2 separate regions of the Homo sapiens genome follow, and region 1 is linked to region 2. The links are chromatin loops, found by intact Hi-C in ENCODE. Cell type or tissue: PC-3. All regions are shown on one strand. Each heading gives the region's core, and the rest is flanking DNA. Links, peaks and the distances in the headings are about the cores only.

Evidence for each region. Hi-C counts contacts between places; a loop is a spot of excess contacts. Peaks named below come from ENCODE experiments on the same cell type or tissue, not always from the same donor. Only the 100,000 strongest peaks of a DNase experiment are listed, where the experiment ranks them.
Region 1: it touches region 2 in a loop (3-fold over the local background); 3 of 110 quality-filtered maps call a loop at or near these places.

Annotation. Positions count from the first base shown.
Region 1 is chr5:115,507,638-115,513,026 of GRCh38, reverse strand. It overlaps the pseudogene CCT5P1. Among named protein-coding and RNA genes, the nearest start is that of FEM1C, 34 kb to the left of the region's middle. In PC-3, for the core only: no CTCF peak of the experiment used is centred there; no DNase peak of the experiment used is centred there; H3K27ac peaks cover 418 bases.
Region 2 is chr5:115,427,962-115,433,350 of GRCh38, reverse strand. No RefSeq gene overlaps it. Among named protein-coding and RNA genes, the nearest start is that of FEM1C, 110 kb to the left of the region's middle. In PC-3, for the core only: no CTCF peak of the experiment used is centred there; DNase peaks (open chromatin) are centred at 2,790 and 3,700; H3K4me3 peaks cover 616 bases; H3K27ac peaks cover 4,126 bases.

The DNA of each region.
Region 1 (5,389 bases), core at 338-5,337, 80 kb before region 2:
TGTTCTGAAGAAATAAGTGATTTGCTTAATCATCAAAGCCCCACTGACAAATTGCTAGGTTAGCACCAGTCTCTTTAATTTGTTGAATCATCTCTTCAAATTTCTCCTTTTCATATTTGTGAAGAGCTTTATGATCTATGGAGGTCACATCCAGCTTATGCTTTGTTTTTGGCTTGGGTGGTTCAAATGGACATGTGAGAATTGCAATCTTAGCATCTTCCACTTTTTTCGGCACCTATAGGTGACTGGAAATCCTTGTCCACAATCACGCCCTTGATCAGTTTTGTGTCCTCCAGCCTCCCGCCCACTTTGCCTTCTACGTTGACGAGCTCAAAGTCAGTATCTCTCCGCTCCATATCTGCTACAGTGAGGACAGCATTCACAGCAATCTCAGCCATTTGTTGGTGCCAACTTTGACCACTTTGGAGCAGCCCAGCATGGTTTTTGCAGTCGGAATCAGGGGTTCAGTGTCCTTTATGTCAACAAGGACACTATGACTGATCTTGTCCAGGTGTTCAACAGCAACGCTGGCAGCCTGCTCATAACCATCAGCTATTCTGATTGGGTGAATGCCTCAGTCTAGCAACTGCTTGGCTTCTTCTAACAAGGCAGCAGCCAGGACTACCACTCCTGTGGTTCCAAGTCCAATTTCATCATCCTGAGACTTGGACAGTTCCGCCATCAGCTTAGCAATCTGATGATCGACATCCATCATGCTTAAGATGGGGACCCATCGTTAGTTACAGTCATATCACCATCCTTATCCACCATCATCTTATCAAGCCCATTTGGCCCAAGTGATGTTCTCATCATATTTGCTACAGCCTTTTCTGCCACTATATGAGACTTAAGGGCCTCAGTCCCATAAGACAGGACTTGAGGTCCTGATCCTTGATGATGAGGAAAGGGTGCCCATATTCATCAAAGGCGAGGGTTCCCATGGATGCCATGGTGCAGCCCCAGGAGCTACTTTTCCCTCAGATACTAATCTGAAGATACTAATCTATTGTTTTTTGCCCTCTGATGCTAGTGAGTTCAGTCATTCTTTGCTCCGTTGTGAGTAATCTTTTTTTTTCTCATGTTCTTTTAGATATTCTCTCTCTGTCTTTGGCATTTTTCAGTTTATGATGAAACCTGTTTTTGATTTATTTATTTATTCCGCTTGTGACCACAGTATGATTCTTTGATCTGTGGACTCATGTCTTTCTTTTTAGTTCTGGAAAATTATTACTCATTATATCTTTCTATGGACTCTCATTCTCTTTATTCTTTCTTTCTGAAACTTCTATTAGGCATATTGTTAGACTTTTCCAATCCGTTCTTTGTGTCTTAATTTTTCACATATCTTCTATCTCTCTGTACTTGGTTCTAATTTTCTTAAATCTTCTATTCACAAATGATATTACTTCCTATCTTGTCTGCTAACATTTATTACTTTTTTAATTTCTATGCCTGTATTTTTATTTTTAGAAGTTCTATTTCTTCTTTACAAGTTTACCCATTTTTTTTGTTTGTTTGTCTTCAGTTTCTACATATCATTTAAAACTTCCCTACTTTCTGGTCTCCTTTGATTATGCTACCTCAAATTCTTAGAGTGCTGATCCTCCTGTTGTAGTGCTGCTCACTGCTTGATGGATACTTGTCTCATGTAGATTGTCACTGTATTTTTGTAGGTATGCTCAGCAGTTAGCATTTCTCCAAGTGAAAATCTGTAAGCCCAGGGCTTTGGGAGAATTCCATCACAGTAATCAGGGCCCCAGCAATTCCAGAATCAGCTTCTTATGTTAAATTTCCATCTTGGGCATTTTATATGAAGATGATGGAGTTAATTTGGATTCAGTGTACCAAGTGCAGGGTTAAAGTTCCAGTTTTTAATGGGAGCATTTGGTTTTTAACCCAACCCAGAGTAATGGGCAGACAATGGAAGTTTCTTGCTGTGTCCCTGGACTTGAAAACTAAAGTTTTCTTGGCTCCCTTTATGCAAGGAATAGTCTTTTCAGAGTTCCTGCAATTATGTGAAATTCAGTTTCAGATAAGTTTCAGCTTCTGTTTAACTGAGTCTCAAGGAGATGCCTTCTGTAGGTGCTAAAACCTCAGTCCCTAGCCATTAGATGGTCTCACCCCCATTAAAGTTGGTATTTTCTCATACACTTACTATTCTGACTTTGAATAACCCTCTTCATTTTTGAAATTTATGGATTTTCCTTTCAAGCTTAGCCGTTTACTTAAATAATTTTTTTTTGTGCATGTATCTAGCTTTTCCACGTGTTTGGAATGGGAGAATTGTCTGTACTAAGCTAATCCACCACCGTCATTTCAAACTATGCTGGATCATAAGTACCAAGTATTAAGGGAGTTGCTGTTTTATAAATCACAGTTGATTTAAGAACATTCTTATATTGACATTCTCCCCAAAGTTTAATTACACTTTGTTAATAGATCAGAAAAGTATAGAATTATAATTGTGCTGAGAATCATATGTGACCCTGGGTATGCCCATAGAATTCAGTTCTGAATGTGAACAGTGTCATTCCTCTGCCACAAGAGAAAACAAAGTTGCTTAGAGCAACCTGTAATGAGGCCAAGATTTGGGACTGAGAACCTTTTGAGCCATTGAGCCTGTCTTCATTTTGTAGTCACAGACTGCAGTCCTAACTCAAATAAACCTTCCTGCAAGGTCCAGGGTACAAGGAGGTTAAGAGCTTGTATAGTGCATTTCCTTTAATTTATTAGAAAAATTCACTTGTGCGTTATTTTAGTGTATAAAGTACAACTTTTATTTATATTCTTATTTACTTGTATATGAATCATTTAATGTTTAATGGCCCTTTAAAATAATGTCATATGCCTCTAGCAATGGACTACTATCCCAAGGTAGCTAAAGGAAGAAATGTGTATTTAAGACATTCTTTCATCATAAGCACTCTTTTAAATATCTATTATATTTTTATCCTTAAGACACTTCATTTAACATATACATATATGTAAATATATAGAGAAATACCTATATATCTACATACTCATATATTTCTATATATATGGAAAGAGAGAGATCTCTCCCAAGACACTACTTAATATAAAGCTGAATGATAATGCATTTTGTTGGATTGTGCCAACAGCATAACAGATAGTGCATTTGCTGGAGTGTTCATGTTGAAGTTAAGGAGTGGCTTATTAAATTATAATGGCAAGACTGTTTTTAGTCATAGAACATGCAAGCCATCAAGTGTCACGTGTCTAAGAAAAAATTAGATTCATCAGATGACAGCACACTTTAAATAATTGTGACCAAATTTGTTTTGCTTGCTAGTCACCTAGTTATTCGCAGGACATGACAAAATTGCAGACATAGAGAAGATGGGATAAATCACCCTATTGTCAAACAGATGAAAAATAGTTTGGCTCTGGTGATGAGAATCTTATCTGAAATAACTCATAGCTCACTGAAACTTTTTTACTACACTGAATTCATTCAACATATCTTCTTGGCAACCAACAATAACAGTGTAAAAGGATTAAGTGTTAATTCTGGATCTTTGCAATATATAATGACAGTGTAAAAGGATTAAGTATTAATTTTGGATATATTCAAATGTCCTTGGTAAACTACTGAATATCACCTTTTCTAGAAGTGTAAACTTACATGTGGTTTTATTCATTCAATTAGATTCAACAAACTAGGTCAAAGATAGTGACGAGCAGAGCACAAAATAAAGACAAAAAGGGAACAAATAAATATTGGAGAGTAAAGATTAATATATTATTTACATGGCTCTCTATTTACTAGCTGTGTGGCCTTGACCTCGTTAATTGACTATTCTAAGTCTCAGTTCCATGGTTAGTGAGAATTAATACTTTTCCCACAAGGTTTTTATGAGGAGAGAATAAAGCATTTAAAAGGCTAAGTAGAGTACCCGGCACATAATTTCTTTTTTTTTTTTTTTTTGAGACGGAGTCTGGCTCTGTTTCCCGGGCTGGAGTCCAGTGGCTTGATCTCAGCACACTGCAAGCTCCGCCTCCCGGGTTCCCACCATTCTCCTGCCTCAGCCTCCCGAGTAGCTGGAACTACAGGCGCCCGCCACCGTGCCCGGCTAATTTTTTTTTTTTTTTTTTTTTTTTTTTAGTAGAGACGGGGTTTCACCGTGTTAGCCAGGATGGTCTCGATCTCCTGACCTCGTGATCTGCCCGCCTCAGCCTCCCAAAGTGCTGGGATTACAGGCGTGAGCCACCGTACCCGGCCCTTGGCATATAATTTCTAAATAAAAGTAATAGTATTATTATTTGATGGAAAAGTGAATCATTAATATAAACACTAGACGTATTTGGATTTTAACCTTTAAACAAACTTTATGTCTATAATGAGCTTATTTTATACTTGATTAAAAATGTAGGCTGGATGCAGTGGCTCATGCCTGTAATCCGAACACTTTGGGAGACTGAGGCAGGAGGATCCCTTGAGCCGAAAGGTTCAAGACCAGCCTGGGTAACATAGCAAGACCCTACCTCTACAAAAAAATTTAAAAATTAGCTGGGTATGGTGTCGCAAGCCTATAGTCCCACCTACACAGGAGGCTGAGGTGGGAGGATTGCCTGAGTCTGGGAGGTTGAGGCTATAGGGAGCTGTGATCATGCCATTGCAATCCAGCTTGGATGACAGACTGAGACCCTATCTCAAAAAAATAAAAATAAAATTTTATTTTTTGAAATCTGGAATACAAAACTGAAGAGTGCAGCTGATAGTCAAAATGAGTATGTTGATATACTTTCTCAAAAGATGGGAAATTTGAGAGGTAGTAGGAGGAAAGAGCTTAGAATTAGAAATGCTTCATTCTTAATTTTGAATCATGACCTAATGCAGTAAAATTCTGTAACATCATTAAAAATAAGGCCTGAAATAGCAGGCCTTAGAATAAGAAATTTGCTAAACTTTTCAAAAGCTATACTTTGAAGGGTCTCAATTGTATTGTCTTTCAAACATGGAGAACTGATTTCTAATTCTGCATATAAGGGGAAATTGGCCACATTTTCAGTATTACGAGCAGACTCCTAATGCTCAAAGGAATTATGTTCTGTCTTTTATTGCCTGTGGGAGGAGTGTTGCTAAGAAACAGAATTCCTGATACATTCTGAGGAAAGCAGCTTGTCATTTTAGTGATGCACTGAGAATAAAATGCAGTGAAGGCAATGTATTTTCAAGATCTGAGACTGTTTCTAGCCAAAGAAGACTGCATCTCTGGCTGATTAGATGTAATACATTTGGTTATGTGAAGCTCAGAAAACAAACCTTTAAAGCCTGTGTATTGATGCTCTAGAAGCCTATATGGCCTGCCAAATCATTGTTTCGTGTTTGATGGATGAAAAGCAAAGAGCTATAGAGTTTGAAGGATGG
Region 2 (5,389 bases), core at 168-5,167:
TTGATATTTCAAAAAAGTATCAAAATACTCATCACAAGAAATATCAGAACTTTGTTGTCTTTCTTATACTTATTTTGTGATTCAGAATTGTGTTGATTTTCAATTATGTATCAGTGAGGAATGGGTGATGTCCTGTAACTTAGCCTCTAAAGATTTTGATCTGTTTCTAAATAACAAGTAGCATAAAAGCAAGTACTGAAGGAGAAAAAGGCATACTAGTATAGGAAATGAGGGTCCTAAGAAAAAGGCAATAGGGAAGGGCCCTGGGCTCTTAAATCATTGGGATATGAAATCCTTCTTAGTAGAGAATGTCCAGAAGTGTGGTAAGGGTTCACATTATTTTGTGAGGGAAGACAAAGTCTCAGTTCTTTTGTAAACAGTTTGAGGTTTCAAAGACTCTTTGGCTCTCTGATTTATTTGAAATATCTATTGCTTCATGAATTGGCCTTAAGCACTCCTCAGTAAGTTATTTATGTGGTACTCAACTGCTCCTGCAGGTTTATATCAAACCACAGCTGTATAAACAAAGACTATTAACCTATTGGTTGGATTTAACAGACACTTCAATCTGTTTAAATCCACTGACATTTCAAATTAGTGTGCCTCCAGATTCTTCACAGAACAGCCACTGAAGGTGACAGGGCTGTTTCTAAATAGCTCTGAAGACAAACAATAAGTGTGTTCTAAAGAATGACCACCAAAGAAATGGGAACTACCATTCTATTTTTGCGTAAAATTATGGACAGAATTTTCAAAGGACCTGGAAGGGAATAAGGATGGCTCAGAAAGGAAGGTTTCAGACAGTCTAAGTTAGTGATGTAAGCTCTTATATTTTCCACATAGGGCACCTGATTAGTAGTAGTAAATAATTTATTGGCCAGATGTGAAACAATATTTTTCTCCTCTACATTCTTTCTTGATAAGCTTTTAGGTAACTGTTTTTGTTTGGGTCTGATCCTCCCTCAAAACAGACCTGAAACAAGGCCAAGTTTGGGTAGTTATTCAGGAGTGGGCCTCAGGGTGCATCACTGACTAAGTGGGAACAGCGAGACAGGAAAGGAGAAAATGTCAATGGTATGTGAATTCCACCCAAATGGGCACCTGGGGATTGGTCTTTCCAGGAACCTTAGAGTAACTGAGTAGAATGGCTTCCAAACCTTGCCAAAGAGGTTCAAGAAAATGGGGTACTTATCTACCAACTCTCCACTCATTGGTTGAAGATTGCTTCTGGGGCTTTGAATCTTGGAGAAAACCCCAAGGCAGAGAAGAAGAAAGTCTTGGTGCTTTAGATGAGAAACTGTCAGCTGGCAAGAAAAAAGTCTACCATTTCTCCAAGTGATTAGATCCAGAGAAATAAGAGTGGGGCATCAGTAGTCAGCCACACAGGCCATTTTTATATAGCTGAAAACCTTAGGTTTGTCATGAGAAATGACATTTATTTTCTCCAGCAGGAAGAGGGTTTGACTCTTTCCTGAAAAAATTACAGTGGAATGATTTGGGACAGGTTTCTCAGTAGCACACTCCAGTAATATTAACATGACATATGAACAATATAGTAGCAGAAGCATGAGAAAATGCTAAGTGAAATCCTAATGTCAAGTGAAAAAAATCAGGTTATAAAACTGTACAATTTCAGCTATGTGAGAAAAATATTTTATAAAGAAAAATTAGGCTAGAAAGAATATACCAAGATGTTAATGTTGTTTATCTCTGCGTGGTGAGATAAACAACCAGAGATAGCGTTGTAATTTTATATTTGGATAAATATCAATTTTATATTTGGCTAAATATAAAATGGATAGCTTTATAATTTTATAGACTTATTTCCCAAATGTTCTACTTTGAACATGTTTACCTTTTGTAAAAGTGAACATGCCTTTTTGCTTTCCCTGCATGTACAAGTTAAATGGGATGCTTGCTGAGTAGACAGGTGTAGACCTGCCACAGCAGAGCAGCGTCTCTAGAAATAATTAGACACTCTTGAGCTTGTTGGTTTGAACACAGAGGCCAGCCTTACTCAGCTCTGTCTTTGCTGCCCAGCTCCCCAGGGCAAGCTGGCAATTCATGGGTGCTCACTTCAAGGTTAGCTCATGAACTGCTTACACATGAACTTGTGAGGCCAAGAGGGCATGTTACAGTACAAGACTTCTGCAAGGACTGCAGGGAGGCAATGCCTGTTACCTGCTTGGTTCAGAGGAGTCCACCAGGGAGGCAGTACCTGGCAGTGGGTAGTCTATGTGTTCCTTTTGGGTCAAGCTGAGAAGCACATCCTAGTTCAGTTTATCGTTTTCAGCAGCCAGCCAGGCCAGCAGTGGCCACGGGAGAGTGCATTTTCAGGCCCATCTGGGAATAAGCACAGTGCTAGGAATGATGGAGGAATACAAATCCAAGTATCCTTGAGGAGATCATATTCCAGAAAGAAAGTAATATAACCTGAAAACGATTGACCATACAGAGAGGATGTGATTAAATATGAATATAATATACAAAGAAAATATGTCTGGAGTTTGGGAAGGAGCTGGGGAAGGTTGCTTCAAGAGAGAGTAACTGTGGACTGGAGTGGTTGGAAAAAGGTTTTCTAGAGAAGGCAGTGCTTTGAGTAACAGGTCAACTATACAGTGATGAAAATCCACCTAACGCATTAGCATTTACTGTATTGGGTCAGGTACAGCTTTAGTATCTAGAATTTGGATCATGGTGCTGCCTCAGATTCCCTGTGTGTCATCATTTGGGGTATGTTTCCTGTCCTATAAAATGCAGTCCCAACAGCTACCTGCCCTGCAGGTGTACTGTGATGAGTAACTGATGGTAAACATCCTGGGTAAACTTGATGGTGCTATTACTGAAGGCTTACAAATGTCAGATGATTAAATGTAGAGACAGGCACCAGTGGGTTTCTGAGATACAAAACAATGAGAGTGATAGAAAACTCAAAGTATGCTTGAAATCGTGGCCAGTGTCAGCAGGTTAATGCAGGAGGAATTTCTCTTCTGGGGTGTTAGTTACAAGCTGAATATAGAGAGGTAGAATCAACTGATAACTATTGTTTCAATTTATCTGGTATGCTCAGGCCTAAGCTGGGTATTATTAGGGGAATCTAAAACATTATTAGCAAGAGAGTTGTTTGGGCGAGTTGGTGGCACACAAACCTGAACAGGAAGCTATCAATCCTCAGGAGTATAGACACCCTGCTAGATTAGTATCACAGAGTTTATATAGCCCTCAGGAGGAACCCTAAGAGAGGCTCATTTTCCCTAAAAGATTTAATTCATCACTGAATCTAAACATCACATCTTTGAGCACAAGTCCCTTCTATGCACTTGTTTGTTCTGTTAATGCAAAATGGATTCATCTGAATCAGGAAACTGCGCCAAAAACAAACAGAACAGAAACAACAGAGAACTGGCCCCAATTTGTAGAAAGAGTGCACTTTTCTTTTTTGTGCTGGGGCCTTTGCACAGTATGGTTGCACTACCCCTGCATACCACACTGGGTAAATACCTACTGTGCCAGCTTTCCTTCCCTTTGGGACTGGGGCAATCCTGTCTAAGGAAATGAGAAGTCAGAGTTTACTTGATCAATTCTGGACATGAGAGGGTGTGTATGGCTGTTTATGCACTGAACCATACCATTCTACATTAGGCTGAAAAACTGCCTGAAAGAGGCCTTATAATAAACTTGGAGTAGAAAAACAACAAGCAAACAATAAAAGTAAACCACAAGAACACTGTAATAACATTTCCATAAGGTGATATTTGCAGCATTTTTGCAAATATTGACTCACTAAGTATGAAGCTGAAAAACAAGCCTGGTTTATATTTGGGCCAACCATATATAGCAAGGGGAGTACTCCCTTAGAGAGTTTTTCACTGGCCCCAGGATCAAGCCTAGAAATGAGCACTTCCTTTTGTGTGAACTGTAGTCTTCCATTGCAATATCCCCCCACACCATCTAAATTCATCAGAGGCTTTCTCTTCTGCCTTAAAACAGCCTTTTCTCCCAGTGGTTGGAGAACTGATGAGGCAAGATTAGCTACAAACGATGACGTGTGGCCTTTTAAAAATAATCATTCTATCTTATGGAACTATCATACTGTTTGCTTTCCCCTCTCTTTTTTGTCTGCACTAAAAGAACTTAATGTAAAGTCTCCTCTCTTTTGGGGAGAGTTTGCTGATCAGGGCCTTCTGCCACATGGAAAGACAAACCAATATTTGATTTGTTAATCATCATACTATGGGATAATACACCAAAAGATTATCGTAAAAGAATAAGAAAGAGGATAAGGTTGACAGAAGAGGCGAGTGACTTGGAGGATACTGTTAGAGAAGAGGAGATTATTCTCCCATAGCAGAAGAGGTTTATGAATGTCAAGCAGAGAATGTGCCTTTCATTCTAAGAGCTCAAGGAAGCAGCTAATGCTCAAAGGAGATGGTTGCATGCTGTGCTGGAAGAGACGAGGACACATGCTCTGGAGTTCTCAGTGCCAGCAGCAATTGCTGAGTCTCAAGCATGGGCAGAGCAGCCATCCTGGGAGTAGTGTGTGTGTGTGCATGTGCATGTGTGTGTGTGTACCACCTAGCAGAGTGGGGCTTCCAAATGGAAATCAGGTTGATTTATAAAAAATACATATGGTCCTTCTTGCACATCAAAGTAAAAGAAGCACATTTAAGCATTTCATCCATGACTCACATCAGAGTGGCCTACCTGTGTAACTCTGCTACAGAATCTCTACCTGGCACACTCAGGGGCCAAACCATATTTTGCCCACTGAAATTTATTTAATCTGGGAGGCCTTCCTTAAGAAAAAGAAAACATATAGAAATATAAAATTAGCTAGAGAGCCTTGAAAGGAGCTGGTGCAATTCAGGAAACCTGAAACTTAGGCCTCGTTAGTTATATGATACACCCTCCTCTGCTGTCGTTATTACATTTTGTCCTGAGTAAGCTGGGGAAAAAAAGAGCCCTAAAGGGCTCTTCCCCCACCATTTGTAGACATTATTCCTTTTCATGAGGGTGTTTCTCATTTTGTCTTCAGCTTTCCACACTCTCCAAACCAAGGGAGGCTCTGCAAATAGTTTATTTACACAAAAATGTGTTGCTCTGCTGTCTCCTGGAAGTCCCTTAACTAGGTTACTCAGCCAGGTGTTTACCTTTAATTTTAAAATCTTTTATTGCAGAATGAAATTCTTCCCTACTTTGGGAATCTCTCTCCCTCCTCAGTCTCACCCTTCCTCTTCTATATGCAATCACTTTTAAAAGAAATTTTTGGGCTCAGCAAGCATTTTAGAAGATTGGGAGGAGGGAAGAAGTTGTATTAGTTCATTTTCACACTGCTATAAAAAACTACCGAGACTGGGTAAGGTTTAATTGACTCACAGTTCTGCATGGC